7 separate regions of the Mus musculus genome follow, and regions 1, 2, 3, 4, 5 and 6 are each linked to region 7. A link is a loop called in an ENCODE intact Hi-C map of the cell type or tissue named here. Cell type or tissue: left cerebral cortex. All regions are shown on one strand. Links, peaks and the distances in the headings refer to the core of each region. The heading gives the core; the rest is flanking DNA. Region 1 holds the start of Dnmbp (dynamin binding protein). Region 2 holds the start of Cwf19l1 (CWF19-like 1, cell cycle control (S. pombe)). Region 3 holds the start of Entpd7 (ectonucleoside triphosphate diphosphohydrolase 7). Region 4 holds the start of Slc25a28 (solute carrier family 25, member 28). Region 5 holds the start of Chuk (conserved helix-loop-helix ubiquitous kinase). Region 6 holds the start of Bloc1s2 (biogenesis of lysosomal organelles complex-1, subunit 2). Region 7 holds the start of Cox15 (cytochrome c oxidase assembly protein 15).

What was found. A loop is a pair of places that touch in the nucleus more often than their neighbours do. Peaks named below come from ENCODE experiments on the same cell type or tissue, not always from the same donor. Only the 100,000 strongest peaks of a DNase experiment are listed, where the experiment ranks them.
Region 1: a loop joins it to region 7, with 2.1 times the contacts of the local background. A loop is called at or near these places in 7 of 42 quality-filtered maps.
Region 2: a loop joins it to region 7, with 2.3 times the contacts of the local background. A loop is called at or near these places in 2 of 42 quality-filtered maps.
Region 3: it touches region 7 in a loop (2.3-fold over the local background); 16 of 42 quality-filtered maps call a loop at or near these places.
Region 4: it touches region 7 in a loop (4-fold over the local background); 15 of 42 quality-filtered maps call a loop at or near these places.
Region 5: it touches region 7 in a loop (6-fold over the local background); 2 of 42 quality-filtered maps call a loop at or near these places.
Region 6: a loop joins it to region 7, with 2.1 times the contacts of the local background. A loop is called at or near these places in 2 of 42 quality-filtered maps.

The regions. Positions count from the first base shown.
Region 1 is chr19:43,937,847-43,942,354 of GRCm38, forward strand. Dnmbp (dynamin binding protein) reads right to left here and starts at 2,352. Exons shown (of 16, transcript NM_028029.4): 1 at 2,271-2,352. In left cerebral cortex, for the core only: a CTCF peak has its summit at 2,485 (motif pointing left); DNase peaks (open chromatin) are centred at 537, 1,880 and 2,436; H3K4me3 peaks cover 1,631 bases; H3K27ac peaks cover 450 bases.
Region 2 is chr19:44,133,530-44,138,037 of GRCm38, forward strand. Cwf19l1 (CWF19-like 1, cell cycle control (S. pombe)) reads right to left here and starts at 2,347. Exons shown (of 14, transcript NM_001081077.1): 1 at 2,237-2,347. The coding sequence starts at 2,259. In left cerebral cortex, for the core only: no CTCF peak of the experiment used is centred there; DNase peaks (open chromatin) are centred at 2,317 and 2,799; H3K4me3 peaks cover 1,845 bases; H3K27ac peaks cover 692 bases.
Region 3 is chr19:43,687,736-43,692,243 of GRCm38, forward strand. Entpd7 (ectonucleoside triphosphate diphosphohydrolase 7) reads left to right here and starts at 1,954. Exons shown (of 13, transcript NM_053103.5): 1 at 1,954-2,169; 2 at 2,444-2,546; 3 at 3,283-3,465. The coding sequence starts at 2,539. In left cerebral cortex, for the core only: a CTCF peak has its summit at 1,842; a DNase peak (open chromatin) is centred at 1,941; H3K4me3 peaks cover 1,698 bases; H3K27ac peaks cover 892 bases.
Region 4 is chr19:43,673,587-43,678,094 of GRCm38, forward strand. It overlaps Slc25a28 (solute carrier family 25, member 28), which reads right to left and starts at 1,295. Exons shown (of 4, transcript NM_145156.1): 1 at 890-1,295. The coding sequence starts at 1,180. BC037704 (cDNA sequence BC037704) reads left to right here and starts at 1,592. Exons shown (of 1, transcript NR_045645.1): 1 at 1,592-3,584. In left cerebral cortex, for the core only: a CTCF peak has its summit at 1,876; DNase peaks (open chromatin) are centred at 977, 1,461 and 2,387; H3K4me3 peaks cover 2,671 bases; H3K27ac peaks cover 2,319 bases.
Region 5 is chr19:44,105,649-44,110,156 of GRCm38, forward strand. It overlaps Chuk (conserved helix-loop-helix ubiquitous kinase), which reads right to left and starts at 1,829. Exons shown (of 21, transcript NM_007700.2): 1 at 1,640-1,829. The coding sequence starts at 1,744. It overlaps Cwf19l1 (CWF19-like 1, cell cycle control (S. pombe)), which reads right to left. Exons shown (of 14, transcript NM_001081077.1): 14 at 2,989-4,508. In left cerebral cortex, for the core only: no CTCF peak of the experiment used is centred there; a DNase peak (open chromatin) is centred at 1,859; H3K4me3 peaks cover 2,050 bases; H3K27ac peaks cover 1,472 bases.
Region 6 is chr19:44,146,156-44,150,155 of GRCm38, forward strand. It overlaps Bloc1s2 (biogenesis of lysosomal organelles complex-1, subunit 2), which reads right to left and starts at 291. Exons shown (of 5, transcript NM_028607.1): 1 at 204-291. The coding sequence starts at 261. It overlaps Pkd2l1 (polycystic kidney disease 2-like 1), which reads right to left. Exons shown (of 15, transcript NM_181422.3): 13 at 3,374-3,492; 14 at 2,998-3,121; 15 at 1,482-2,393. The coding sequence ends at 2,352. In left cerebral cortex, for the core only: a CTCF peak has its summit at 2,400 (motif pointing left); a DNase peak (open chromatin) is centred at 289; H3K4me3 peaks cover 685 bases; H3K27ac peaks cover 674 bases.
Region 7 is chr19:43,751,150-43,755,657 of GRCm38, forward strand. Cox15 (cytochrome c oxidase assembly protein 15) reads right to left here and starts at 1,851. Exons shown (of 9, transcript NM_144874.4): 1 at 1,673-1,851; 2 at 195-385. The coding sequence starts at 1,762. Cutc (cutC copper transporter) reads left to right here and starts at 1,874. Exons shown (of 9, transcript NM_001113562.1): 1 at 1,874-2,071; 2 at 4,471-4,508. The coding sequence starts at 2,014. In left cerebral cortex, for the core only: a CTCF peak has its summit at 2,262 (motif pointing right); DNase peaks (open chromatin) are centred at 557, 1,875 and 2,242; H3K4me3 peaks cover 1,604 bases; H3K27ac peaks cover 1,570 bases.

The DNA of each region.
Region 1 (4,508 bases), core at 342-4,341, 190 kb after region 7:
AGGATAAAGCAGCTAAGTTAGCACCCAGTATATAAAATAGTTCTTTCATGGGGGATGGGGGATTTGGGATGGGGGTGGTGTGGTTATCGCTGGGATCCTGCTCTCCAGGTGAGAAGCTATCTCATAATGAACTCCCAAAAGCAAGACTGAGTTATTTAGTCTTGAAAATTAGTTTATTGAGATGCTTTCACGGCTGGGTATAATAATAATAAAAAATTACACATTCACTGACATGGAACTTTTGAGGAGTGAATGAGTCTCAAGAGTGTTTTATTAACAACAACAACAGCAGCATTGCTTGAGAGCCTCATAGGATCCTGAAATAGTAGCAAAGTCACAGGCAATATGCTAACTGATTTGTGTTTTGTCCCATAGTCGGGGAAAAAAAAAACTGGAAAAATAAGCCAAGCTTTGTAACTGCTGGTAGGCAGCAAGCCTTTGCTTGTAAACGGTTTGAATCACTTTTAAAAGTGTGCCTTCCCACCCTGCCCAACTTAAGACTAAGCAATCTGTAGCTTAAAATACGACTCTGCATTTATTTTAGCCCTGTACAGAGCAAAGTGACCCAGAAGGCTGGGAACGGTGATGAACTTGAAGCGCTGGAAGGCAGCATGCTGAAAAAACGCTTCCTTCTAAGGCACAGGGAAAGAGCTCTGCTCTGGAAACACCGAGATAAACATTCAGAACAGAGTCTGCTCGACCCTGACCCTTCGGCAGGGGTAGAGCATCCTGTGGTACAGCAAGCTCAGTGGGGCAAGGCCCCGCCCTGCCACGTGGGTGAAGGAGGAATGTGAAGAGGGTCTCACAGGCTAAGGGGATGCTCGGAGCTCGGTGCCAGAAAAGAGGGGGTGAAGAGGTTAGGAGGCCCTACTTTGTGGGTTAAAGGACAAATAGTTCATACATATTTGAACAGCATCTATAAAGATTACTATCACGCGCCAGCCCAAACCATACACAATGTGATAAAAGTTAGCTTAAAAGTTAGCACAGTTTGAGTCAAAATGTTCTTGGCTTGTTGGAAAAACTACCTGTGACAACATGCAAGTCACTCCCATGCCAGACTTAGCACTTCCCCACTACACACCAAGATCTCTGTCTAGACAAGCCATTGGGTGACATTAACACAGAAACATGAATGACACACACACACACACAACAGGTTTCACTCATTTCAACCCAATATTATGTGAGTGGGGGAGCGGGGAGCGACAGTGAAGTTGAACATCTGCTACATAATTTGTAAAATTAACTTTGTTTTCCTAGGACTTTGTTGTCACCAGGAGGGATCGGCTTCAAATACAAATGAAAGACTTTAGCGGTGGAAGGGCCTGAGAGATCACGAGATTCAGTAGTTTAGGGGGAATGAGGCCCGATGGATACACTAACTTGAACACTACACCTCGACTATGCTTTTCCTACGACTGTTTTATAAATGCAGCCCTAACTGAGAAATCAGGTCTGCTTGCTGCAAAAATCGCCTGTTGATTAGTCAGCTCTATCAGCGGCATGTAACTCGACTAAGCACAGTGGAGTCCAAACTATGCTCCTACCAGAGAATCGGTGTCATCACTAGCTTGTCACCATTATTAATTAGGAAGTTCCACAAGGTGCTCCCAAGACTATAAAAGAAACACTGTCAGACAGGTTACAGAATTTGCCAGCCATAATCCCACATGCGACCTTGCTTTTCAAGTTGGTTTTTCAACACGACCCTGTGCCCTAAAAACACCCTTCGCAGCTCTTAATACACACCACATGCTGTCCTGTCCGGTCACCCCAACACCCCTTTATTCGAGTGACAACCATCCTCCTCTGACACAAGCATGCAATCGTCCTGGGTACCTAAAAACTCCAGTAAGCCAAAACTGCATCTCCAGCTAAATATAAATAGTCCCGGGTTATTTGGGAAACCATCGCTGCCTGGCTGTCACGAAATCCCGGCCTCTCATGCCCACCAGCTGCAGCAGTGACCAGGAGCAGGACTGGGGCTCAGTTCTTCAACTCAAAGCCAAGAGGCAGGGCGGCGCAGTGACAGCGCCCCGGCTGGACACCTCGCCCCCCGGTCCGCGCCCCGGGACGGTCCCTAGGGCTGCTGCCCCCCCCCCCCTGCACCCCCTCGGCCGTGAGTGAAGACAGCGAGGGCCTCGCGTCTCGCGGAGCGCAGCTCAGCGCGACCGAGAGCTGCGCCGCAAGCCCCGCGCGCCCCGCAGGCGACCGTCCCCGCTACCCCACCACCCCGCCACCCCACGGACGCCCGGCCCCGCACCGACCTGCTCTCTGCCGCTCGGCGTTCCCTCCGCGCACAGCCACTGGTGGCCCGGCCGGGCCGCGGTCACCTCCCCTCAGCGGCGGCGGGCGGGCGGGCCGATCCGGGTGACTCCGCGCCGCCCCGCCTCCCTTAGCGCCGCTTCCGTCCGGTGGCCCCCGGCTCCGTTTCCCGCGCTCGCGCCCCCTGGCGGCCGCCTAGCCCGTCGCTCCGCCACGTCAGGGCTCGGGCTCCCAGGGCCTTTCAGGGAAACTGAGGCACGGACTGCGTGGGGGCGTTTAGCGACACACCTCGCTCAGGCTAGGATCCAGATCCCCACGCACTCGCGCTACCGCCAACCTAGAGAACTCAAATTCTCCGCTGCGCGAATTCTCTTACTCCGAGGCGGAGGCTAGCCTTGAACCTTCCATCGTCCTTCACTCCTCCAAGTGCTGGATTACAGGGGAACACCATCAGGTTACTGCCCACTCCTCATCGATTTTTTTTTCTTTTCTCCCGAGCAAAGTCTCACAGGACAATTTTGAGAATTTAAAAGCAAGGAATCACAGAATACTAGAACCAAACGTCCCGGTTTCTGAAAAGTCCCGGAAGACTTCTGACTGTTAAAGATCGCAAGTGCGTGGAGGAGCTGGTGCAAGCGCGGGGACCGACCTAGCAGATTTGAGGAATGCAGGAATCATATATCACTATGCACACACAGCAGAGATAAGGCTTTATTTTAAAATCTCATCAGCTAGATTGTTTCTTGACTCTTCAAAAATCGTAGTAAACTAGACATAGCATAAAGTGTATCGTTTGAACCATTGTCAAGTGTGCGTGCAGTCCATCAGAGTAGGTAAATTCACATTGCTACGCATCCATCATCTTGTCCGGCACCGGGACCCCAACTTCCCAAACTGAAACTGCTCTTATCGTACAGGGACTCCACTCCCAGCGATTCCTAGTCTCTCGTGTCCTTAAGAATTCGTCTACTCTGAAGACCCTCATACATGCAATCTACAATACTTGGCCTTTTGGTGCCTGCCTTATTTTGGTTAGAATAATGCCCTAAGTTTCATCTGTGCTGTTCTATGTGTCGGAATTTCCTTCCTTTTTACTGCTAAATATACTGCGTTGTGTTTAGGCGTTTGTCCTTCACTGGGCATTCGGCGGAGTTTCCCCTTTGGCTACTGTGGCTAAGGCTAGGACCCAAATCGTACACGTATCTGCTGGACCCATTGCTTCCAGTTCTTTGGAGGCTGTACCTAGGGGTGAAACTGCTGCTCACATACATTATTCTCCTCCTTTGCTGTCTGAACACTGAAGGAAGGCATTTTTGTGGTAAAACATAAATATTCCAGATTTTTGTTTTTGAAAGAAATTGATCAAATGCTTCAGCGGCCTGTCAAACAGTAAGCTTTTCTCCCCCTTTCAAGTAAAATGACAATCTACTACCTAGATAATGGTATTATTATCTTTCTTTCTTACTTACTTTCTCTTTTGAGACAGAGTCTCCTCTCTCTTATGTGGCTTTGACTGTCCTAAACCTTGCTGTGTAGACCAGGCTGGTCTCAAACCCCCAGCGATCCATTTGCCTCTGCCTCCACCTCCAGGTGCTGGGGGAAAGGTGAGCACTGCCACACCCTGGCGCTAATGCTTGTTATTATTAACTAACCACAATTCTGTTTTCTGTGTGCATACTTTTCTATTGTGGTTTGGACCCAAGGAGTCCTTATGAAAGCCAGATGAACTGGAAGCAAAGATTTCATTTTGAAACTAAAACAACATTGGAACCGCTTAGCATAACTCAGCTCTATCTATTTTTTAAATATTTATTTATTTTTTTATCTATTTACTTACTTACTTAGTTACTGGGGTACGGGGCACTTGAGGCAGGGGTCTCATGAGGAGGTCAGAGGACAACTTCTGGGAATCAGTTCTCTTCTACCATGTGGCCTCCAGGTTTGACGGCATGTGTCTTTCTCTCTGAGCCATTTCTCCACGCCTAATTGAAGCATTTTCCTTTCACGTAAGGGTCAGTTCCGGAATGGCCAGGTCACTGACTCTCAGAGGTATGCTCTTTGGTGGGTGCACTGAAGTTTGAGAGTGATTGCCTGAGGGCATCATGGAGATTCTAAATCATGAATGGTTGATTTCCATAATACCATTCTTCTGAGGCAGGCTAGCAGAGGAATGGTCTACTGCCCTGAGACTCCTGTCTAGTTTGGGGCTACACAGCACCCTCTTGTAATAATTCACAAGA
Region 2 (4,508 bases), core at 329-4,328, 380 kb after region 7:
AAGCTCAATGGTCACATACTACCCTAAGAACACATTAGAATTACAGAAGCACTTGGACTCATGTAAAGCCTCAGAGAGTTTACAATAAGGGACGGGTGGCTCCAATCACAAGCATATATGGAAAAGGCTATGTTGTGAGGCAAGCATAGCATGTTACAGGGCAGGGAGGAGAAAATGACAAGCATGAAGGTTGATGAGGGGGACTGTCCCAAGTGGTGAAGTGACTTGCTCTAACATCTAAGTTCTGACTTGTACAATTCTGACTTACATCGTTTGTTTGTTTTCACTTTAGGGGAGGTATTGTATTGGGAGGGCGTATATGTGTCGGTGTTCATGTGAAGGTCAGAGAACCACTAAAGAGAGTTCCCTCTCTCCACCACGTGTGTCATCAGGGACTGTACTCAGGACACCAGGCATGGCAGGAAGTGCCACTACTCACTGGGCCATTTCACCAGCCCTTACTTACTTTTGTAACATCTTTTAACTCAAAATACTATAGACTCTATTGTCGTATATCTCTCTGTTCTTATTGTTCCTATCATTGAACAGTCTCAAGCAGCATAAGGATATGATTGTACATGTTTCATCAATACGTCTAATAACAGAAAAGGACGGTCTGGAGGAACAGTTAAACTACAATCAAAGTGCTAACCAAGGAAATGGCCAATGGAAACAGGGACGAGAAAAGCAGATGAGAAACTTAAAGTCTGAAGACAAGCTAAGTGGGGAAGCGGGATGGGAAATGAGGGAGAGGCAGGAACGGAGGGAAACAAATCTGAACAACTTAGAGGGAATGGCTGAGGCGGAGAAACCTACTTGATGTGGTTTGGAGGCAAGGTAGACTATATGGACCCCATAGTGCTTTCTCTGCTTCAGTTTAATGTTCCTTCCTAAAAACATTACACAGTGCCTCGTTTCCTGTAGAAAGAGTTTTCCTCCGGTTCTGGCCTGTCTTCCCAGTACTTTCTCTAAGTTTTCCTAACTAAACTCTCCCAAACTGCAGATTGATCACTCTGCCTCTGCTAGGCTCTAGGGAATTCTCTTTCCTAAGAGCCCCATTGTGCTCAACCTCAAGGCTTTTCCATCCATCAAGGCTGAGTCTCTGTAGCCTCCTGGTGGGCTGAGAAAGCCACTTTCTCAAAATCTCAGAAATCCATATACCATTTCAGAACAAATTCTGTCCTAACTATCATGCAGTATAATTTATTCTTTGAGAGCCTCTAACATCTTTTTGTTCCCTGTTGATTATCAATTCCTGACAGGTACAATCCATATTCACTCTCTGATCTGGGCCCCTTTTCAGCATTTTCTGATCCCAATGACTGAAGACAGAAATCTATGACCTTACAGTGGAGGTTTCTCACCATCAAAACATCACCAGGCCCTGTGAGTCCACCTGCTTAACAGACTATCCATTCCTGAACTTTCTCTCTGACATTGCTTTACCTAATGCTTGTTGCCTTCTACTTCGGCTCTTATTTGTTTCCCAACTTTCAAGCAGGATCACTTTCCATAACAAAAACTAGGTCACACTAAGGAGTTTTTAAACGTTTCAATGTCTTCTCTGAGTTAAATACAATAATATTTGCCAGAGTTAAATCCTCACTTTCAAAAAAAAAAAAAAATCCTCACTTTCTCATGAAAGCCTTAATTCCTTATACTAAGCCAAATATCGTTATTATATACCCTCCAGAACCATCAACCCTTTCTCTACATTTTCCGCATTCGTTAACACGTGTTATTCTAGTCTAGACTATCAGCTATCAAGGCGGGAACTGGTTTGTGCGACGCTTGTCCGCTGCTCAATACAATAGTCTTTCTAAATTAAGTCATGTCTTCGCTAACCGACCGCGCAAACAAAAGTACGCGAGGACAGGACAATGCTCATCTTGTCTGACAAAACCCATGCGTGCACCCCATGCCTGCAAGTATTTGGCTAATCAATACGTGCGACGCCGGGAGAAACGACAAGGAGATGGTGTGTCCCAGGCAGACTAGGCCTAAGGAAAAAGAAGTCCGGCTCATCAAGTTTTTAGTTCTGCCAGAGAGACTCTGAAGACACCAGGGCGAAATGAACTGGGAGGCGAGAACAGGAAGCCTCCACTCCGGCTCCCAGCAGCCCTGCGACCTCCCCTCCGTCTTCCCCTTCCGGTGTGGAGAAAGACCCCCCCACTCCTCCGCCCGCCTCTCTCCCTTTCTCCTATGTGCCTGAGTCTACCGATGCAAGGTCACTCACAGACGCAGTGGCTTCTGAGCCATCGGGAATGACAACCAGGGCTGGGACGGCCACCAAAGGCTAGAAACACGAACGCGCGCTCAAGGTTGGAACGCCGGGGCGCAGAAATATGACGTCACACCACTCAGCCAATAGAAATCACCTAGCTATGGGGCGTGTAGAGGGGTAAAAATCTCTCCGCGTTTATTTATTTATTTATTTATTTATTTATTTATTTATTTATTTATTTATATTTATTTATTTAAGGAAAGGTAACTGGAGTGAAAAGGATGGAGGAATTAAAATAGAAAAAAAATGTGTCTTATTTTGTTTGTTTTAGAAACATTTGGAATTATTGAACTGTGCGCCTGCGAGTTTGTATGGATCCCATGACTGCTAGCGCTCTTAAGATCTTTCCAACCCTGGCTGGGTTTTTTGTTTTTGTTTTAGTTTGTATTTGGGGGGAGGGGGACATGCTTGTGTGCATGCAGGTTCCTGTGGAAAGAATAGGAATCTTCTTCTATTGCTCCCAATCTTATTGAGTGAGATAGGGTATCATTTTAACCCAGAGTTCGTTGGATTAGACTAGTCTAGGAAGCCATATTGCCCAAAAGATCCCCTAATTCTGCTTCCTGAACGCTGGGATTCCCCGTGGGACCTGAAACTTACCTGTCTAGACTTACATGGGTACTAGGGATGCGAATTCCAGTCTTCATGATTTGTTATATGGGTGACTGAGACATCTCCCTAGCCCCTAAATTTTTTTTAACACATTGAAAGAATAGCTTCTATTCAGTGTATCGGCATGTCGCTACATTTTCTCTCTTGCTCACTTCTCCCCCAGTACCCAAACCCTGTCCTTCTCACTGAGTTATCTGAAAGCGAAGTGCAGACCTCAGTGTGCACCTCTCAAATACATAAAAATACCCTCCCTTAAGTTACCTTAATATTAGCACACTGAAAAAGAATTAAATTAATTCAGTAACAAGACCTAATGTACACAATGTTTAGTTCTCTGTAATTGATTGTATACATGGGGACTATTTTCATTCAGGGATTAAACAAATTTCACATTTTCATCGGGTCCTATCTCTAGTCTCTTTTTGCTTTGCTTTTGGTAAGTCGGTTTTTCTGAAGGGGCCAAGCCAACCAGCAACAGCCTGCTAAGGACCTGGAAAGGACTGTCCTGACAAGGAAAGAAACCCAAGTTACCAGAATCAAGTTGTTAAGAAAGAATCTCAAATCTCTAATTTTCTCACAATTTCTGCAGTGCTTTTGAGGGGGTTATTAAATCCTTTGCCTCATACATATTAATACCCCTGCTTTGTTGGTAACTTAAACCTTTTTCTTACTTTTTGGATGATACACTCCAGGAGTGGCTTTCAAGACTGAATCTTGAAGACAGATTTGCTAATATGAACAGCTATATGATTTCAGAGATGAGAAAACAACAGTAAAATATGAAAATGTGTCTGTGAAATTTGCCTGTATTATTGTTGCAACTTTCCTATAGGATCAAATCAATTCTAAAAATAAAAATGTATCCATAGAGATGGCTTACTACACTGTAAGTGTAGGAATAACAAGATTATATATATATATATATATATATATATATATACACATACACACATATGTGTGTATATATATATGTATATGTGTATATATGTATGTGTGTATATATATGTGTCTGTGTGTATATGTATGTGTGTGTATGTGTGTGTGTATATATATATATGTATATATATATCAGCCTCTTTTTTAAAAGATTTATTTATTTCATGTGTGTACACTGTTGCTGTCTTCAGACTCACCAGAAAAGGGTGTCGGATCCCATTACAGATGGTTGTGAGCTACCATATGGTTGCTGGGAATTCAACTCAGGACCTCTGGAAGAGCAGTCAGTGCTCTAACCGCTGAACCATCTCACCAGCCTAAGATACACATATCTTTAAGTAGGACCCTTGTATACATTTAAGAATTTTAGTTTTGGGGGCTGGAGAGATGTATCCTCCATGGTTAAGAGCACTTTGCTCTTCCAAAGGATCTGGGTTTCATTCCTAGGACCCACATGGTGGTTCAGTAATTCTAGTTCCAGGGATGCCACATCCTCTTCTGACCTCCATAGACACCAGGCACACACACAATGCACACATATACATGCAGACAAAGCATGCACATATATCATATTTAAATGAAAGGCCCGTTACAGACCGGAGAAGTAAGGATAAATGATTACAGTCTATAACAGCCAGAAGAGGCAGAAGGAGAAGAAGCAACCTCTTGGTATCCT
Region 3 (4,508 bases), core at 263-4,262, 63 kb before region 7:
TGTGTGTGTGTGTGTGTATTTGTGTTTGTTTAGGGCATGGTCTCACCAAGAAGTCCAGACTGCCTCACAGCAATCTTCCCACTTCAACTTCCTAGTGAAGTGCTAGGGTTACAGACTGCACCATCAAGCCCGGTCTGATTTGGTCTTTTTGAGCTAGGGTCTCACATAGCTTACACTGACCTCAACCTTGCTAAATAGTAGAGGATGACTCGGACTTCTGATCCTCTCTCTGTCCATGTCTGCAGGGATCACAGGCAAGCACCGCCACACTCAGGCTTGAGAGTTGTTTGTTTGTTTGTTTGCTTGTTTTTGCTTTTCTGTTATTTTAAAATGTGGTGCAGGGGGCGGGTGTGGGTGTGTGTGTCGAACACAGGGTTTCATGGTCTGTGCCAGGAAAACGCTCTACCAGCTGGTCTACGTCCCGAGCCCTGCATTTGCCTGCACACCTTTTGCTCAGTGCGGTTCCAGTGTCCCAGATTAAGTGTGACACTAAAGCATCGTGGTGGTTGACCAGAGTTCTGTCATCCTTGATCTGACCTTTGTCTACTTTGTCTTCCCCTTCTGCTACTCTGATAGCTGGGTTGCCATCTTACCTTGTCCTTTTTCCTTGAACTGTACATATTCCTGTCTGTCCTGGAACTCACTATGGACGATAGGCTGACCTCGAACTAACAGAGATCCACCCACCTTTACCTCCAAGTGTAGGATTCCAAGACTCCAGCCAGCTTCTTTTTTGTTTGCTCTTTTTCTAACTCAGGCCCAGCTGCAGAGCGCTGAGTGGAGTGTGTTCCTCTGCACCTGTCACTCAACCTTCAGCCTGTCTTTGCTATGATACCTCGTCAGAGATAGACAAGCCCAGTCCCTTTCACTACCAAAGCTGCTTTACTCTTTTGAGAGCTTCGATTCTCTGCCAAATGCAGTGACAGTGACTGTCACTGGTTACAGCCAGCTTTGAATAAAATTGTCCCTATTGATCTCCTCTTGGTCTTCATCCCCGTCCAGGTATTCATTTACGTCCTGTGTTGGCGGCGTTTTATAAGGGATGGTGTGACTTAGCTTTGGGGATGTGTAAGAGCGGATACTCCTGCTCTCAAGGATAGGGAGTTAGTGGGGCAGACAGGCACATGGTTGTAAATCGAGGAGTAACTGAAACAGAAGGTGTCTATAAAAAGATGTGGGGTCGGGTAAGATTTTTGGAGGAAGACACCCTTAAGCCAAAGGTAAGACATGATCAGGAGCTGATAAAGTGAGAAGAGCAGAATGTACAAAAACCATCAGGTCCCAACACTCAAGGGTACACATGCTGGAGCTTAACCAAGAGGTGAGGAGACCCAGTAGGTGCACCGTGGACAGTAATGAAAGGGACAGGTTGTAAAAACTTTAGATTTTCTGTCATTCAAGAGACTTCTTCATGCAAAATGAGACACGGGGCTGGTGTAAGCAAGAGTTAAGGGACTGTTTCTTTTGTGTTACCATAGGGCCCAGGAGGACAACAATACAAATGTTCATGATCTGCACCCAGTAGACAACCAACGTTGAAGAAATGGACACGAGTACTTTGATGCAAACGTCACCGGCTCTAATTTTTTCTCACAGTGTTTCTATCATGAGAGATGACAGTGATCCTGGGATATCAGTTTGTGGGCAAAAGGGACGGGATGGAGGAACTGCCAATGAGGGAAGAAAGGCTATGAGCAAGGGGTGCGTAGCTGTGATGAGCATTCGGAGACCCACCCACAGGAACGGTGGAAGCTGCAGCGGTGAAGGCCACCGCAGGGAGCTGGCCTTGCAGCAGCAGTCTGTGGCCTCTCCCGTGCGGGCTGCGGGTCCCAGCCCGCCCTCCAGGCGGAGCCTGGGTGCGACGACTTTTCCATTGGTCACGGCCGGGAGTCCAGGGGCGGGCATTCGTGGCCAGGCACCTTTGGGGATTGGTGTCGTTGTGAACAGACGCTCAGTTTGTGACCGCCGCGGCTTCGCCGGTGGCTCCGGCTGCGCGCAGGGCGGGCCTCTCCGGGTCCCCTGCAGTCATTGGCTCGGTGCGGTTTCCTTGGGGACGTGGCGCCGCCGGAGGCCGGGCCTCCTTCCGGCTGTGTTGGGAGCCACTGGGAACCGCTGAGGACCAGGACCAGGCCGGGCTGTGCAGAGGGACGAGCGGGCCTCGGGATTCCCGTGAGTGGGATTGCGGGAGAGCTGCGGGACGGATAGGGACGAGGAGAGGAAGCGGGGTCCCCTGTCCCTACCACCTGGGGTGGCGTGCTCCGTGAACACTGAGCCTGTCCACAGGAAAGCCCCGCGTTCGGGATGCACGGTAGGATCCTCTGGGCCCGTGGGAGGAGAGAGAAGCGACACGGAGTGAGGGTCAGTACAGTGGGAAGGAAACGTGCAGTCGCTGCGGGGATCAGGTCCTTTGGGCACTGTCTGAAAGCCAGCCAACCCTTTCTAGGCTGCAGGCTTAGGAGATGCCTGGGACTAGGAGGCCACCCTCTCAAAGCAAAAGGAAACGGAGGTGACAGACGTCGAGACCACTGAAGGGAACCCATGGCTAGGTAAGGTTTGCACTCATTATATCTGTCAAGGAGCTGAGTGGAGGGTGGTAGCAGGGGCGCGGGGGGGGGGGCGGGGGCGCTGGGAGGCTAGGTGAGGTTTGCCCTGAGGCTGCGCCTAAACTTTGCATCCTGGTCAGGTGTATGCAAAAATGTCAAAGCTGCATTCTTTGGAAAGGCCAGTCGAATCATTTCCAGCCCATAACCTGGGGTCTTGAGAGTAGCAGTGGTTGTCTCTGAAAGGTGGTTGAGTTAAGGCCAAAGACTCAGTTTTGACTGTGTATCTGTTAAAACTAATTTTAAGAAAGGTCTCCTTGTGTCTATAATTTGCTAAAGCATTTTTAAAAAAAATCAGTTAAATAACTTGTGTAACTATCTGGTTTCTTGACAGCATGGCTAGTGGTCGGTCATGTTGCAGCCTCTCTGATTAGCCAGTGTTAGGAAGACCCCACCCCCCCACCCCTGTGCCCCCCGCCCCTGTGCCCCCCTCCCTTTGATCTTTCCACCAACAGTAGATTATTCAAGCACATCATGTCTTTCTAAACTGCATGATGGAAAGAAACACTATGAACAATACAGGTGCTTGCCTTTCATTTGCAACTTAAAAAAAAAAACCATTTAGACTTCTCTTGACCTGGGATTTTTGCCTTTCAGGGTGTTCATCTAGTTTTAAAAACAGTTTTAAAGCGGTAATTTATGGAGAGATTTTAGGACTTAACAAATGTTTGTCTCATTCCAGGATCAGTTTTTCCTACCTCTGCCCAGCCTCCTGGTACTTCACTGTGCCCACAGTGAGCCCGTTTCTCCGTCAGCGGGTGGCATTCCTGGGACTCTTCTTTATACCCTGTGTCCTTTTACTTCTTTTAATCATGGATTTACGACACTGGGCCACTTCGTTACCACGGGACAGGCAGTATGAGAGGTAAGTCAGCTTTTGATCACTTTGCTCAGATTGGTTTTGAAGTTACAACCTTACGTTTGTAGTTCAGGGGACTGACCCGGGGTCTTGCACGTGCTCAGTAAGCATCATGTCACTAAGTTATGTCCTCACCCTCTTTAAATGTTTAATGGTGGAGACAGGGTTCTCACTAAATTTCCCTGGCCTCGAACTCACTCTGTAGGCTCATCTTGAACTTGGATGCTGTCAGTGTGCGGCTCACCCTCTCGACTGGTGGGATTGTAGTCTGTGGCACCAGACTTGGCTGGTTTTCTTTTCTTTATTTTTAAATAAACTCTTTCACGCACTGCCTTTGACTCCTGAGCTCTACATTTTTATTAGTAAAATTGCATGCCATTCCTTACGTAAGGAAAGTCCTAAGTCCCATTTTGGCTGTCTACAGTTTTAGTTCAAGAATGCTGACACTGTATTTCAGCCGTGAAAGATAGCTTTCTGTTTTCTCGTCTGGGTGGACTGAGGCTTACTGGGTCATACATGTTTAGGATTGTTGTGCTCTTTTGATGAATCGACTTCTCTATCTTTGTTAAATGGGTCTCTTTATCCTTGATTCTACTCTTTGCTCTGAAATCTACTAGCCTGATATTAGTCTATATCTCAGCTGTCTTCTGAATCGTGTTAATGTGATTCTTTTCAGTACTTTTAAGTATGTCTTTAAAAAAATACTATTTTTATTTGCATGTGTGTGTCCCGTGTGCATTTATGTGCACCATGTGCCTAAAGAGGACAGCAGGTGTTGGATCCCCTGGAACTGGCATTATGGATGGTTGTGAGGTACCATGTGGTGCTGGGAACCAAACCTGGGTCCTCTGGAAGAGCAGTCAGTGCTTTTACCTATACAGTACCGTGTGTGTGTGTGTGTGTGTGTGTGTGGTGTGGGCTTTTTGTAGATAGTGAGTTCGGCCTTGCTTTTTTATCCATTCTGGCTGTGTGGGTGGGTGATCACCACATTTACGTTTTGTCTGTTAATTATGTTTAGACCCCCCTTTCTCTCTCTCTCTCTCTCTCTC
Region 4 (4,508 bases), core at 211-4,210, 78 kb before region 7:
GACCTGTATGTGTATTAACCGTCCTGCTTGGTTGTGGATGCAGTTGGCTTTACGTCCAGCCCTGAGCGTACCCTGATAATCTCATTCTGTTTCTCCACATCTGCTTTCTAATATCATCACACTTCCCTCCAGCTGTTTTCCTTTTTGTCAAATTCAGGGGCCCAACGAAAGAGACTATCAGTTTCACCTCTGTTGTGTAAGGGGCTGATGCACTTGCTCCCTCAACATAGAATCTTAGTCCCAGCTCAATTTTTACGTTCAGGAAATAGATGGGCTACCAATCTTGCCTCGCAGAGAAACCGAAACCGTTTTTCTTAACATGCCTTATTCCCACATCCATTCCAGTCTGGAACTCTCACTTTTGACTGCACAATGATTTTTTTTTCAACCACTCCCAGGTTAAGATTTAATACGTACTTTTATCTAGCTGAGAGATCCCAGATTCCGGTTCCTGCCCCGTCACTTTAAAGGAAAGACGCAGCAAGGAGCTTGTGAAAGCGCCGACCCGAAGCACATCTCAACCCAAGCTATCGGATAGAGTTCACCGTCTGATTTCATGCCAGCTGGTTTGTTATAGACTTACCTGTGCTTCGGGATCCCCCCCCCCCAATCCCATCCCATCCCTGCTTAGTCCCAATCGGGATCAAGTCTTTGGCTGACAAGATTTTTGCTTCGCCTCACTGACCGTTAGAAGTAAGTCCTGGTTCCTGACTGAGCTCATCTACCAGCCAGGACTTTGCTTGCACGGAGTATTGGCTCAAACCGTGTGTAGAGGTAGGAGCCAGGAAGAAACCTATCAGCTCTGGGTCTCAGTTGGGATTCTGGCTCTAAACAAGGTTCAGGGTCGGGTCAGCCCCAGGTCCGGTTCGCAGCCTGGTCCAGGTCTCACCTTGACGCAGTCGATCGGGTACATCACGCAATGCTCCAGGATCCCTGCCACGGCGCCCGCCACCATGTGCGTGGTGACAGTGGCTCCAGCCGGCAGCGCTTCGTATTCCGGGCCGGACTCCGGATCCAGCCGTACAGGGGGCTGATAGGCCCCCGCCTCCCCGCCGCCGGCCCCCCGGCCCACGCCCCGCTGCAGCCACCCGTCCAGCAGCGCCGACTCCCCGGGGCTCCGCCCGGGCCCAGCAGCTGGTCCTCCCGCCACGCCGCCTGCACTCCGCCCCTCCAACTCCATCCACTTCGGCCAGCCGCGGCGCCCACACGCGCCGCCGCTGCCGCCACCACTGCCGCCGCCCCCCGGCCCCGTTGCGTCCGCCTCAGGCGCGGCCCAGAGAGCCCGGGGCCTCCGGCTCCCGCTTGGCCCCGAGGACACGCCCCCCAGACAGCCATTGGTGTAGGCCCTAACGTGTCTCCGCCCCCTTTTTACGGAGCCAAAATGTATCTGTGTTATTCGTCAGATAGCTTGTCATTAGTCCCGTAGGTCCCACCCCTTCCCCTTTGATCTTGGAAGCGTCTTGTTTATTGGCTCTTGATTGGCGGACTTGCCCGATCGACCCGCCCCTAGCGTTTCGGAGGCGGGAGAAACGTAAAGCTGAACTTTGATAGGCTCAACCGCTCTAGCTACTTTGGCGGTGGCCATTGGCCCGAACCACTTCGTTCTTCCATTGGATGTGGAGAGAAGCGCCTGGAGGACAGGGACCGGCTCCCGGCTGTACCCCGGCGCGGCGTGCGTGGCGGTCGGGACTGCCGGGGAGAGGGGGCGGTGCCAGCCAGACCTTCAAGGTCAAACCGCTGTCGGTTGCCGTTAGGACGCGTGCTCTGGCGTGCACCGGGTGTCGAGTAGCACGGTGCGACTGTTCCCGCGGGATCTCAGGCGGGGGCGGAGTCAGCCCGGACCCTGCGTCCCCTGGCACGGCCCAACCCGCCGCTAGGGGAGATCGGCTGTGAGCCTCGGGTGGCTCTGGAGTGGTGTGCCATCAGCGCAGATCCGCTCGCCTTGGGCCTCCCACCCAAAGCCGCCTAGTGAACCCTCCAGTGGGTGGACCGATGAGCTCTCATTGGGTGGACTCTGCGTTGGGAAAGGAGAAGGCGAAATGGGATGGTTCGGAGGCGACGACAGGTGTCAGGGTCTTGGAGCACCATCCCAATCGCGGCAGAGCAACTGCTGATGCCTGGGAGTGGAGCTTGTTCCGAGACATACACTTGAACTTCGTATCCCGAGCTCGCTTGCTGATAAACTCCACCGGGTCTGATGGCTGTCCGCTCTCTCTCTCCGGGACCGCTGAGCTGCTGCTTCTTGAGAACCGCTCCCCGGTTGTAAAACGATGCTAGGGACGTCTGGTCCTCAGGGCCACTACCTTGAGCAGAAGCGGGCACTGAAGCGACTCTCGAGCCTCAGCCTCTACTGAGGAGCGAGGGCCCCTTTCCGCTCGCTGGTTCTGCAGGCTACCTCAGGCTCCCTTCTCAGCAGCGTGTTTGCACACGCTTCCCCAGTTTCTAGCTCTGCCTTTACAACCTATTTTAATGAGATGATGACGCAATTGCAAACTTTTCCATCTTTTCGTAGCGCTTCCTTAGAACGGTTGGAGGCTTTTCCATTTCCTCTCTAAAGCTTAGCCCTTCGGCGGACGGGTCTTTCAACTAATCTTTGGCAGTAGTTACTAACGTTTGTGTCGTGATCTCTTGGAAAATAAAGCTCTTAAGTTCCCAACCCCATCCCCAGTCACACACAAAACTGCTTTTTATTTCGGGTTTCAGCGTGAAGGAGATTCCGTTAACCTCGGGTTAAGAATTCTTCCCCACATCATATACAGACTTCTTGCTACCCTGCACTTTTCTCTGAGAGATGAATAGATCTCAAAAAAGCCTCCACCCCCCAGTCCTGTTAAAATATCAATTTTCTTCCCTGACAAATTAATGACAATGCCTGCTATATCCCGTCTCTTCTTATCATATTTACTTTTTTATGGTCCTAAAATGATCATCTCAGTTCAATGACTTCTCATGGTGAGAAATAATACTCTACATTGTCCTACAGTGACCCACACCTTAGAACTTTCTCCCCCAGGAAAGACTCCAGATACCAGCCTTTAGATTTCTAAGTCTCTTTCACCTTGCTAGCTACTGAAGTGGAGCATCCCTGGAGGCGGAAATGTTTATTAACAGTCTTTAATACAGTGCAGAAGTTTGCCATTCCAAACTCATTTTCCTCCCAGGGGCCTTCTTTCTGTTTTGCCTAGCCTACTTGCTTGTTTTTGTGGCATTGGAGAGCTAGGGAATGTCCAGCCACTCACTGCAGTGTGGCAGGGTGGTTCTGTCTACCTAGAGACGGATGGCACAGAGAGTGGCAAGCAAGGGTCAGTGATGAAAGATAGGGAGAAGAGCCTTGTAGAAGGAGAAACGGGTTACAACCACCCTAACTACCCTCGGGGGAGACACGTTTATTACTCGGGGTTAATGTATTTGCTTCCACAGCTGACTTTTATATGGGCACTTCCCTAGAATGCATTTCTTCTCTTTCCCTTTTAAAATTCAAAAGGTTTGTTCTTGAGGGTCCTCCCGTGCTCCCCAGCTGACATTGTACCCTGCATGAAATGGGTAGAGAATAAAATGAGGCTGACTTCTGAAGCCAAACATGACAATAAGTCTGATGTCTTTACTGTCACAGAGATGACCATGAGAACTTGTGATCTCATAGGGTGGTCAACAAAAGGAGAGGGGACTTTTTTTAAGTCTGGAAACTATAGAGGAAGCCTTCTGAAGGATATGTGGGAAAGAGTTCCAAGAGAAGCTGACTCCTGTTCTCTGTGTGGAATCTGTCCTGGGCCTTCATGGAGGAGCTGGAGAGATGGCTCAGTGCTTAAGAACACTTGTTGCAGCCAAGTGGTGGTGAGGTTCACCTTTAGTCACAGCACTCCAGAGACAGAGGCAGGAGGATCTCAGAGTTCAAGGCCAGCCCAGTTTATAGAGTGAATCCCAGGACAGCCAGGGCTACCTCAGAAACATTGTCTCAAAAAACTAAAAACTAAACAAACACAAAACTTGTCACAGAGGACTGGGTTTGCTCACTAGCACCCATTCGGTGGTTCTCACTTTCCATAAACCCAGTTCCAGAGGATCCAACATCCTTTTCTGATCCCTGCACCACAAGCGTGCAGGTGGTGCACATACACTTAAAATGAGTAAGTCTAAAGAAAAACGAAAATCTTTCTCCTGGAAAAGCCATTGAAGCGAGGCAGTTCTTTCCGTGTTTCTCAAACACTCCTACCTTTACGAAAGAAAGGGTGACCTCACCCACTCTTCACTTTGCTGATTCACTCCTAAGGGATAAAATAACCTCCCAATTGTCAAGGGATCCTAGTGTTGGCAAGTTTTCCCTCCTTTACGCACAATTGTAGACTTCATGTCATTCCCGATTTAAATATGTTTCCATTAAAATGGAAATATCTAATAGGGCAAAATTTATTTTTTGGCCCTATTAGATATTCTTTCCTGCCCCCCTCTCCTATGTGTGTGTGTGTCTGTGGAGCAGTGTGTTTTTAATTTATGTCACCTAGCCCACC
Region 5 (4,508 bases), core at 304-4,303, 350 kb after region 7:
AGACACAGCCTCTCCCTGCTGTCTTTGGGTCAAGGATATAGAATTCACAGCTACTTCTTCAGTGCCTCGTCTGCCTGCGTGCCACCATGTCCCACCAAGTGAGAACTGACTAAACCTCTGAAACCAGCCCCAACTAAACGTTTTGCTTTATAAAAGCTGCCTTGGTCATGGTATCTCTTCACAGCAATAAAACCCTAAGACATCTTTCAGTGCCTAGGGTATCAAACTGTACTTAATGTTTATTTCTGAGACAGGGCCTTCTTATGTAACTGACACCGGCCTTGAGCACGATATGAAAGCCACCCAGTCAGGTCTCAAACTCCAAATCCTCCTGCCTCAGAACCCTTGATACTAGGATTACAAGAGGATGCCACCATGCCCACCCCCTCTCTGAAACGGAAAGCTCCTTCAGAGTAGAACATATTATTCTTGTTGATTTGGGTACCATCAGCGCCTGATATAGCAATCAACTAAATCATTTCATGTCCTGTAATTGGCTTACTGTTTTTCTAATTAAAACGTATTCCTCATATATGATGTTCCAGAACACCATTTTTATCTTACTGCTCCTTTTATAAAAGTCCAAGTAATGAGGGTTGCCATAACTTGACAGTGGAGAGCTATCAGCGGAATTACAGTACCTATCTTGTACTTCCTAACGTCTCTGTTACCATCTGACTCAACTCTCAAGCAGGCCCAGAATGTATGTATATTCTTCTAAATATTTTACAGTCAACAAATCCTATACTACAATGATTGGTGTTCAAGATCTATTCCTTACACCCTTCAGGAAAGCAAAACCCTCACTAATAATGCACTGGCTTGTATTGATATGATTTTTTTTTCCGGAGAAAAGATGCGTTTTACTGACTTTTCAAAAGACCCACAACTCAAACATGATTAACTAGGGCTGAGGCTGTAACCCAACGGTAGACCATTTGCCTAGCATGTGCAAGGTCCTGTGTTCCACCCCGAACATTAACAACAACACGTTAAAGTAAGAAAAGTGACTGTTAGTTTGAAAACCTTTTAAGGACAGGAATAACTGCTGTTGTAACGGTTACATGTTCTTCGATAAATCAAAACAAATTTCCTGAGCCTGATCTTAGCTGTCTTCTGCAGAACAAACCCCTCTATTTTCTTTCCTCCGAAGCAAGGATCGATTTCATCATCTTACCCTCACCCTGGTTTTTACCTGAAACGCTCCAATTCCAAAGTCTGTCAATGTTTCCCAAGGGTCAACTCTGGACACACCCGTAAGGTTTCTCGTCTAGTCCAGTCTCCAGTGGATCACACCGCTCGCTCCCGAGGGAGTGTGAGCAGGCACACGGAGACACACACAACACACATACACAAAACACACAACACGCATCGGCACTCGACTTTGTACAGACTCCTCATCACCACACACAGCTGCAACAGCTGCCTGTCACTCACTGCCCGGGGACCTCCGACACACCTGGACCGCGGCCACCCAGGCTCACAAGCGCAGGATGCTCCATCGCTCGCCCTCGCTCACTGCCCCAGCCCCCAGCCCCGTCCAGGGTCGCGACCACCACTCCTCCCACCTTGACTGACAGCTCGGGTCCCAGGGACGCCCAGACAGAGCCCGCGCCACGGCTCCCGCCCCCCGCCTCACCCGGTGCTGGTACAGACTGACGTTCCCGAAACCGCCGGTGCCAAGCCGTTCCCGCATCTCCCAGGGGCCGCCCGCGCCCGGCCGCAGCCCCGGGGGCCGCTCCATGGGGCGGGAGCGCCAGCCGCCTCAGGCAACGCCGCCGGTCTAAGGCCGGTTCCGGGCCGCCGAGGCTTGCGGAGTCCTCCGTCTCGCGAGACTGCGTCACTTCCGCTAGCTTCCGCATGCAGAGTCCCGCCCCGAGCTCCTGGAATCACCCTGGGATTGGTGCTGCCGGAAACTGGGCACCAGCGGCTTGCCCTGGGCAACTTCCAACCTGCGAGGACCATCGTGCGTGCGGTTCCTATTTATTTTATTTTTGTTTGTATAGATATTTTTTAATTAGTTCTTTGAAGGTTTCATACAACGTGTTTTTATTTAAAATAGATCTCTCTCCAAACTCTAAAATCCACATTGTCCCTACCTCATTCACATTTCATCTTTTTGAGAGCCCTGCCCTCTGCCCCTCGAATCCTACCACACTCGCCGGTCGGCACCGGTTAAGGCCACCATAAGTATTAAAGAAAACTGCGCTAACCGCCCTGTTGATTCATTAGCCTTGTAAATCAGAATCTCTCCATAATCCCAAACCAACCAAGGATGTGACTTATTCCAGAGTGAAAACTCTTCTTCGCGACTTCGTGAGTCTCCCTACCGACCTTACTGTTTATCAGCCTTGTTCTCTCCGACTTGAGTTGGAATTGTTTCTGAGGTGCACCACAGGGCTATAAAGACAAGCCTGGAGGAGCTCTCGGTCCAGAGAGGCATACTTCTGAGTGGTGGGCTGCACAGGGAAAGCCAACCCACCTAGCCATTTGAGTGGGTTATCCACTTCATGGACTCTAGGTGTCCTGTTCTGAGACAGGATCTCAATACAGTCCAGCCTGGACTAGAACGTATTTCTCCGTCTTTCCAAGACTGGGATTACAAGCTTGTACCGGGCTGAAGCTAGCGATGCTAATAACTCAAAAGTGTAAGAGTCAGCATAAAATCAAATTCTCAACGTCAGCATGCAATTCGATGTTGTGGGTCACTAATAGTGAGTGGTATTCGATAAACTGGTTTCTATTATTTTCATATCTTTCATGGAATTGGAATATTAAACTTGAAGGTAATAGAAATGAGGCTCTGAGAGAGCATCTTTAGAGCAGAGGAGACGGTCATGTAACAGGATGAAACCTCATTTGCTGTGTATGGTAGAGCCAGGAGTGACAGGTGGGATGCAGTTTCATAATTTGTACTCGAGGGATGCTGAAAACTCCAGCCAAGATAATTCTGTCTAAATTACTCAAACTGGTTTCTACAGTGAGTTTGCTTTTTAAATATTCTATAATTAAAATGCAACTCAAGGTTTATTGCTATAGCCCTGTTTGACTTGGAACTCATTATGTAGACCAGGCTGGCCTTAAAACTCACTGGTCTGCCTGCAGAATGCTAAGATTAAAGACCTGGCCTTTTAATTTTTTTAACTGTAAAATGGTTCCTGTCAGGCTCCACAATCTTCAGGTTTCCAAGACTGTTTTAGTTTTTTTGTTGTTCAGAAACAAAATGGAGGTCAGGAGATTTTTATGAGAACAAAGTGAAACTGTTCGTGGTCTATACAGGAACAATGACCAATTCCTGTCTTCTGGCTTCCAGCTTGCAGCGTCCTCCTGTGCTCACACTGCTGTTTCTCCCTGTGCTGCTCCTTAAATCATAGTCATATTTAAGGTGGAACTGACTGTGTTTGCATAGAATCTCTTGTGCAGTGTATGGCAGAGTCACCTGTCAATAAAAACCCTATGGCCAATGAGCTGAGGCAGGACTAGGAGGTGGGACATCCAGCAGAGAGGGAAAAGGGTGCTGGGGTCAGGGGGAGCAGGGGAGGTATGAATGAAAGAATTCTGGGAAATAGTCAGGGGGGAAAGATTGGCCCTGAAGCTGAAGGAGAGGGAGCCAGCCACTTGGCAGGCCTTAGGATAAACTGGTGATTAAGTTATGAGCCAGCTGGGGAACCAGCCAAAGCTTTTGGCCTCAGAATTTATTCATGAAATATTAAGAAGTCTCAGAGGCCCTACTTTGGGGAACAAAGAGGCCAGGTGGAAAAGCTCTAGGTTATAGCATTTGCCCTTTTTATTTTGTAAGTTCACTCTGGTCCATACCCTGGCTGTTCCCGAAGCCCAATCACCAACCTAGATCTGCATGAGTTTGAGAATTATCTACCTGCACTCTGGACACAGCTGTGAGATAACTCAGGTGTCTTACACACATGAAACATTGAAAATGCACTCAAAGCCCTAGCCCCAATCCTGTTCTGCATGAGTCTTAGAAGAAGCGTCTAATGGCATTCTGGACACGTGTACTGGGTAACTCCGGTATTTTAAACATCTAACACAACACATTCAAATTAAACTCAACTCATGCCCTTAATCTGCCACTTCCTTTTGAAATTAGACTCTAAACTCTGTACCAAGGGCAGCACACTGGGGCACTCACAAGCTATACTCCTGGATCTCAGAGTATGTCCTAGCACAGCAGAGTTAACTATCTAAAAGACAGAATGGACTCTTTCATGTGAGGAAGATGCTGTAGGAAAGCAGTAGCAAAGGCGGGGCTTGGTGCCCTTCCCCTGACCGAAAGGAGCCGGGGATAGAACTCTGATCTCTACCGCACACACAATCTCATTTCAGTGGCCATAAGCAACATAAGACATCTGTCAGCCTTAGAAAAGTGTTCCCTTTTCTATTATTTACAAGATTTGGGGGGGCATTACTTTTACATTTTTGGGGGGTTGAGGGCAAGGATGGAGAGGTGAGATGGGTCTCACGTCATAGCCCAGACTGTCCTGAAACTC
Region 6 (4,000 bases), core at 1-4,000, 390 kb after region 7:
CCGCCGCCTTCGTTCTCCTCCTGCCACCATCCCGTCCCTTCTCCTCGCACCCGCCCACCTGAAACGCCAACTCCGTTCCCATGCTCAGGAGCTAGGCTTTCGTCTCAGTGCCCTGACTGCGGTAGACAGGTCCACCGGCTCCTGCATCCGGACCTAGCCTCCCCACCATCAGCCGCCGCATCTCCATCCACACAGGGTAGTACCTCGAGGTGGCTGCTCCTCCCGTCGCGTCGCCGGGACGCCCTCCGCAGCCGCCGCCATGCCCGACCCAAGGCTGCTTCCGGTTCTAAGGGCATCTGCGCGTGCGCCCCGCGGGTGCCCCGCCCCGCCGCTTGCTCACAGCTTCCTTGCTTTGATCGGCTTGCCCAAGTCACACCTCAAATAAGGACCTTTTATCAAAGTCCAAGCATGAAGCTGAAACTGAAGCTAAGGCTATTGCGAATTAGCCCGTTACTGAGATCACAGTACCTGGTTGGCAATGCGTTCGTCCCTGCAGCCACACTCTAGAACGGTCACTTGTGCCAGCCACGGCCTGTCTTGGGTTGTGGACCCATCATAACATGTCAGCTAAAGTTATTGGAGAGAGGTGGCCTCCTCCCCAGACACCAGCACCCTGACATGTTTTGTTCATCAAAGAATTGTTCAGGGATTCGCTTTTACAGGGTGTCTCCCACAAGATTTCGGCCTTGAATCTTCTTTTTTTTTTTTTTTGGTTTTTCGAGACAGGATTTTTCTGTGTAGCCCTGGCTGTCTTGGAACTCACTTTGTAGACCAGGCTGGCCTCAAACTCAGAAATCAGGGATTAAAGGCATGTGCCACCACCGCCCGGCTTTGGCCTTGATTCTTGATGGAATCTCCCTTACCTTTCCCATAGGCCTTGGACTAGTATCAACTCTCTGACTCACATCTCTTGAAGTGCAAGCTAGCCCCTAATGTTTAGTTGAAAGGACCTCTCTTGAAGGAAACTTCCGACGTCACTGACACATAGGTTATCTTGATTATACTTAGTTGTTGCACGCGTCTAGCGGGTTTACGGAATGCTTGGGGGAGGGGGGTGGTGAGAACAGGTGGGGGTGACAGGGATGAATAGAAGGCTCAGTGTGAGGGAATGAGAGTCACTGGAGAGGGGGAAAGAGGTGTGTAAGGGTTTTCAGGATGCAGGCTCCTGAGCATCCAAAATCTTAAGTGTAGAGTTTTTGACTAAGTTTAACTTAGTCTTGGTTATCCTCTAATCTCCTCTCTGAAGACTGATTCTCCCTAGACTGATTCTCCTTCTCTCCACTCCTTTCTATAGGATAATCAAAGTACCCGCCGTTTCAAACATTCCTATGAACCAAGGCTTCTTATTTCAAGATTGCTGGGAGAAGCAACCTCCCTGAGATTGACATGGCCCCCAGTACATTCCAGAGAGTGTACAACAATGTCTTACACTCTTATCCTTCTCTCTTCTCTCAATAGCCCCAGAAGGAAATGCAAAGACGTGGTTTTCTAAAGAATTTTATTGCTAATCACCTTGGAACCTCACATTGTCCTATGACGAAGAGAGCCAGAGACCACCACATATTAGTCCAAAAGATCAATGAATCCTGATAGCCTTTCTGGCTTGATTCCTTCAGGTTTTGTTTGATTCCAGGTTTGAAGTCCCCTCAGTTCCAGCTAGTCGCTGGAACATAAGAACCAGAAGGCAGGCTCCTCCAGAATTCACTGACTTCACCTTTGGAGGGGGTCACTCTTAACTCCTCTGTTGGAATCTCACCACACAAAAATCTTCTTTCCACTACAGCTTCCTTTTCTCTTTTACAGGGAAACCCCATGAGGAAAGAAAGGGAAGGCCTCCTACACACAACCATGCCTGCCAGTGGCAGATATCGTGATGCACACAAAGGGTAAGAGTTACTGGAACGTAGGAAGACATCCATCGCCCACTCTTTGGACTTCTACCTGTTAACTAATCGTGGTTGTCTGAGGTCTTCCGGAGAGTCATTCCCATCTGCTCCTTTTTCTTGTTTGTTGTTGATGTCAATCAACTCTGGCAGAAGTAAGTGCCCAGGAAGAGAGGGGCCTGGTAGGAAATGCTACTTCACAGAGCTGTGCAACTCCATAAAGAAACACCAAGGGACAAGTCTAAGCATGCTGCCCAGCTACACACAAAAACATCGGCTGAAAAGGCCAGATACAGGGGGAACTTCATAGCAGCCATCATGAAACATGCTGCCCTAGAAAGGATGAGGATGGAGATGGAGATGAGGCTTGTGGGGGAGGCATAGAGAGAAGAATTTGCTGTCTGTTGCTTTAGGACCCCTTTTCCATCCTCCTGTCCACCCTGAACTCCCAGGGAGCTGGAGTGACACCTAGGACGGATTATACAGGTTCTCCCAAACAGCTGGTTCCCCCTGTTGGAAGAAAAAGGAATAGCTCATTTGAAGGAGAGTTTATTTTTCTCTGCAACTTATTAACAAAGAACCTAGATTGCTATAGACTGATGTTTGGGTCTCCCCAAAGTTTTTTGCTGACATCCAAATCCCCAATGTGACAGTACTAGGAAGTGAGGCCTTTGGGGGGGTGAGATCGGGAGTGTGGAGTCCTTATAAGGGGAATTAGTGTCCCTCTTTCCTCCCACCACATGAGAACACTTAAGTTGAATAGTCCATGAAGCAAGAAGTTGACTTTCACTAGATCCTAAATCTGCTAGTCACTTGATCTTGGGCCTCCCAGTCTCCCAAACTGAAAAATATACTTCGGTAGTTTATAAGCAGTCTATTCTTTCATAGTTTCATAGTTGGTTATAACAACTCAAAGACCCTCCTAAAAGGTCAAGGTAATCTATAGGCTGACAGCAACTTCTGGACCTGTCCTCCACCCACCTCCACAGAGAAGTGACCACTGTGAGTATTACTTCCCTCGTCTTTCTAGAATGCCCCTCACTCCTAACTGTCTAGAAAATAAGATGGATTCCAGCAGTAAAGAACTCAGCGGACCCAACTGGAGGGCACTCACCATTCCTGGGGAGGGAGCCAGCTCCCCTTTCCTCTCCAGCATCTTCAGCTTTGAGCCTACAGCATCAATCTGGGACACAACTCCTTCCAGAACACACTGCAGCTGCAGAACTCTCCTTGTGAGCCTGAGTAGGATTTGAGAGAGACCAAGGAAGCTGAAATGGTGTCTGGGTGTGCACAGGAGTATTGTATTAGAGACAGTACTGTGGTGTTTGTCTAGATGGGAGGGAGGAAGGCAAGGCTCAAGCTTACAGGGAGGAGGGAGGGTCGCAGGGGACCAGAAACTCCCACTGGACCAGCAAAGGGAATTGGGAATTGTGGAGAGAGTCTCAAAAGATGCCACAGCCAGCCATCCCTAGGCCCTGGCCTCCACATACATGTCGAATTCTTCTCCAGAAACCCAGCTTTGTCCTCTGGCAGCCTCCGCGCCCAATTCGCCTGGGGGGCTGTGTCCAACAGACCGGCCTAGGTTCTCAATCTCAGCATTGAGGGTCACCTGCTCAGGAAATCGGATGTTAGCGGGAAGATGCTGAGTCTGGACAGTCACCTTCTTTTGATCCAGCCTCTACTGTGAATTACAATCCCAGTCTTAGCCTTCTGGTCTCTGTTCGTCCTCCCTATGTCTAGTGATACTGCCCTTGAATTTTCTGACCTCCACTTAATAAGGATGGAGCAGGCACAGTAGTCAATTTCGAAATTCCAAGAAAACAATTTCTCATGGAGGATCATCAAGGATTATTTTTTAAAGACTTATTTATTTTATTATATGTGAGTACACTGTAGCTGTCTTAAGACACTCCAGAAGAGGGCGTCAGATCTTGTTACAGATGGTTGCGAGCCACCATGTGGTTGCTGGGATTTGAACTCAGGACCTTCGGAAGAGCAGTCGGTGCTCTTAACCACTGAGCCATCTCACCAGCCCTCATCAAGGATTACAATCTTGCAAAAGCAATGGTTCTGAACGTTGGCTGTATGCTGGAATCATCTAGGAAATTTTAGAACGT
Region 7 (4,508 bases), core at 309-4,308:
TAGAAACAACGCCCAGCAACAGTTAAGACTGAAACTGGTCCTGATAATGAAACTCCTACTAATAAAAAGCCAACCTGTTCTAAGGCAGAGCAGGCTACCAGTTTCCCCATCTGTAATGGAGCGAGCTAGAGTAGATGAGGCCCAACGCTCCCTTTTTGGCTGATAACCTGATTCACCAAGAGTAAATGACTCACCTGGTCACTCCTCCCAGAATAACTGCTCCAGCCACTGTCCCACTGCACACCAGAAGCCATCGGCCCACCGCCCGCTCGGCTGCCCTCGAAGGAAGGGACACTGTCCCTTTTCCGGATTGCAGAGCCACTTCAGTGATGGTGCTGTACTGTCCTGGCCTCAGAGGACGCTGGCTGCCACAGCTGCTGCCACACTAAGGAGCAAGACAGAAAATCGTAACTGAAGAATCTGCTACCAACACTTATCCTCAATTTAACTGGAGTAAAGCCCCTGTAAGGCTGCATTTCACAGCTACCGCTCTGGTTAATCACCGACTCTCATCTGCACTACTGAGCCCTTTCTTACTGGGTTCTCAGTCTCTAAATGTGCTATTCCCTCCCACACACTTCCATTTATACTACCCACTGGAGATCGGGGCTGGCATCGTTATGCCCCAGACTTTCCTGGATCTTACAACAGGTTACTGTCACAGCACAAAGTACCTTCCCTACCACAAGCCTTAACACACAGTCATGTATCAGGTGATCTGTCCCTATGCCCCACTAAGCTGGGAGCTCTTCCTCTTGCTCCCTTTGTAGTACTGGGTCCTTACACAGCAAGACCTAATACATATTTGGTACTCGAACTAACAATTGAATGAACTGACTCCTCAAGGGCAGGCACTATGTGGGCATATTTTTTTTTCCAGGAACATAACAAACTCTAGAATTCTCTGGTTTCTCTTCACACCATAAAGATCTTTCACCTTTTACTACTGATTATCAGAGAAGAGAATACATGTCTTCTTTTGAGTCTAACACTAAGAGCAAAAATATGTTGGCCGGGCGGTAGTAGCGCACACCTTTAGTCCCAGCACTCGGGAGGCAGAGGCAGGTGGATTTCTAAGTTCAAGGCCAGCCTGGTCTACAAAGTGAGTTCCAGGACAGCCAGGGCTACACAGAGAAACCCTGTCTCGAAAAACCAAAAAAAAAAAAAAAAAAAAAAAAGTATGTTCAGTTTCCTACTTCTAAGTAACTGGGTATCTTAGACAAGCAACTTAAAGTAAGTCTCAATTTCCTTCACTGTGGAATGGGGCTACATAGGAGTTCCTGACTGCCTGGTGGCTTTTAGCAAAAACCAAATGTGCAAATAAATGCATAAATAAATAAAATAAAAAGAAAAGAAAAATTACTGAGCCTTTATCACGTGCTAAGGGTTTGATGTATATTTAAAATTTTAATCCTTACAAACACCTTGTGTAACAGGTCGTTCTCCCATTCTACAGAAAAGGAAATTGAAACTTAAAAGCTAAGTAAATTGGTCAGTCATACACAGCAGTGGGTAATATTTCCGGATCCGCATTCAGGGAGGTGTCGGGACACAAGGAAATATGTCCTGAAATGAGAAGGCGAGCCGGACTTGCAGGGCGGTCCGTTTACTTTATCCTGGCCTTTTTTATCCCAGCCCGGCTTCCGTGATCCGAGCCAGCAGGAGTGGGTACCTGTGTTCTGGACGCCACCCTAGGGACCAGGAGCCCGACATTGCGGCTCCCCGTCAAGGCCCTCAGGGACGGAAGGAGCAACCGTTGCATGCTGACAGTACAGCGCCACTGCCGGAGCGCCCCAGCGAGCTGCGGTCCGCTTCTCCGCTCCCGAAAGAACAAGCACTTCCGGGTCAGGCGTCGTGCGCGCCCCCTCGCGCTAGGTTGGCCACTGCGCGTGCACGCACGACTCCCTGGGAGGCTGCCGGGCACGGGCGTCGGGGACGCGCCTCCTCCGTCGCTCGCGCGGCCGCGGGGACTCAGTGGAAACCGAAGGCGAGCGAGGGAGGAACGCGGGAAGCATGAAGAAAGGGGCTTCTTGCGAGCGGAAACAGGCGTGGATATCGTCGGGGAAGGCGGGTGCGGAAGGTGGCGGGGCAGGGGGGCGGTCGGCCGGTGGACCCCGGGGTGGGTCCCGGCTTGCCAGGCTTTCCCGCGGTCGAGTTTCTCAGTGCTCCGGAGTCCCGGGCAGTCACGCAGTCCCTCAGCTGCTCCTGGATCCCCGCCAGTCTCGCAAGTGCCCTCAGCGTCCCGCCGCCCCTAGGGCCACAAGAGGGCACCATACCACCTCCCTGTCTCTGTGGTAGATAATAAAAGTGTGGTGACAGCTCTACAACCTAGAGCTGCCACCGAGGGTGGCGAGTGGGATCCGTTCCCACAGCCATTGCGTAACAGATGACTGGTTGCTTCCTGCGGGAGATATGCCTATTAATATGTCAAGACAAATAACTTTTATGAAGGATAAATATCCCTAAACAAAACAGCAAAAGGGGCAATGCTCTGTATTTTGCAAATCTCTTTTAATATCTCACTTGATGGAAGGTAGTTGGATTCTCATACCTGTCTCAGCGTGTTTAAGTGTTCTAAAGCTGCAGTCCGCTCCCAAGAGGCAAATACAGACACAGACTCCCCAAAGCCATCTGGAGTCTCTAACTTTGAGCACTACTGCTTCAAATGTCTTTTTTGATCCCTACTTTTTGCTTTTTGCTCAGGCTCCTGTTGCAACAGTTTGTAGACATTCCCATACTTTTGTATGGAGCTCCTGATACTCCTTCAGCATCTTCAGCCCCACTGGTGGGGCTGTTACCAGATTTGTGGAGTTACTGTATTGTTGTTTACGACCATTGGTTAATGTTTGAATCCTAATCTATGGGACTGATAGTCTTTTATTAAATCAATGACTATTGCAACTTATTAGGAGGTGACAGATTTTTGTTTGTTTCTCCAAGTAATCTTTCATCATAAAAGCAATATCAGGTAGAAGAAGTCAAGCAATATAGAAAGGTAAAAATAATTCCAAATTCATTGCCCAGGAGTAACCACTATTAGAATGTGGTGACTGTTCTCGCAGAGATCAATACATGAAGCATGAATTAAACACTTTAAAAGTGTGTTGGTAATTATTGTGTGGGGGTGGGTACATGTGCCATAGTAAGTGTGTGGAGGTCTGAGGACAGCTTTGTCGAGTTAATTCTCTCCTTCCAACTTTAAATACATTCAGGGAATGAGCTCAGGTTGTCAGACTTGCACAGTAAGTAGCTTTACCCATTGAGCCATTTTCTAGGCTCCAACATTTAAAACTGATAACTAAAAGTGAGTTATATGGGCTGAAGAGATGGCTCAGCGGTTAAGAGCACTGACTGCTCTTCAATTGAACCTGAGTTCAATTCCCAGCAACTACATGGTGGCTCACAACCATCAGTAATGGGATCTGATGCCCTCTTCTAGTGTGGGTCTGAAGACAGCTGCAGTGTATTCATATAAATAAAAATTAAATAAATCTTTTTTAAAAATGAGTTATACATTTAACTTGCAGGAAAACCCCAAAGCTGCTAACACCACACTTTTTATTATCAACATATGAATCTGTAATTCAGATTTTACTGTATATTTGACTTGTTAGCATGGTAGGACCGACCTTTGCTTTCTGAGAGGTGACTATAAAGAATCCTTATAATGACCTTATTAAGGAACTTCACGTCAACTATAACGACCAGATGTTTATCTCATAAATAAGAGGTGAAACTAGGGGTTTAGTGAGAAATATATAAACTCAAGTTATTGGAGTTCAAAAGAAGTAGATAAAAGTTTCTACTTTGGGAGGAAAAAAAAAAAACGTGGAAATGTGACTTGGTATGGTCCTTGGAAAAGTTTAGCATTCGAAGATTAAACTAGAAGGGTTTTGTCAACTGAGATAGTATAATCATTGGCAAAAATGGAGACTGAAGGGAATGAGTCATAAAGAGGAAACCCTGTATCTTAATGGGTTTGAATGCTTAGTATGAGAGCCTTTATGTAAGTTATCTCAGTGTTCAGTACCCTGAGGTAGGAACTGAAGCCCACTCTTGTTTTATAGAAAATGTAAGTAACTTGTCTGGGATCACACAGGGAATAAAGTAGTGGGACCAGGGTTTGAAATCCAATTCTCGTTTTTTATAACGCCTGGCATTGAGAAACACTCTGAGAGTCTGAGCTGGGATACACGGGGATGAGGTCTCTGTGTTAGGGAGATTAGTGTCCCATTTACTGTGTAGTAAAGATGGTTTCAGTTTGGTTTCTTATGTGTGTGTCTGTATATCTATTTCATGGTCTAGAGATGTCAATTTTAATGAATGACATTTTACCACATAGATGGGCCTTAGTGCATCAATTTATTATTCTATTGCACATGTGAATTCAGGCAGCAAAATTATGAAGTATTTATGGGAGATTTGTATTAATTGCTAGTTCCTTCAAGAATGTCTGTTCATATATTTTAGGAGCAGGAAATGGATTTCTTATGGAAGTGTGTGTAGAT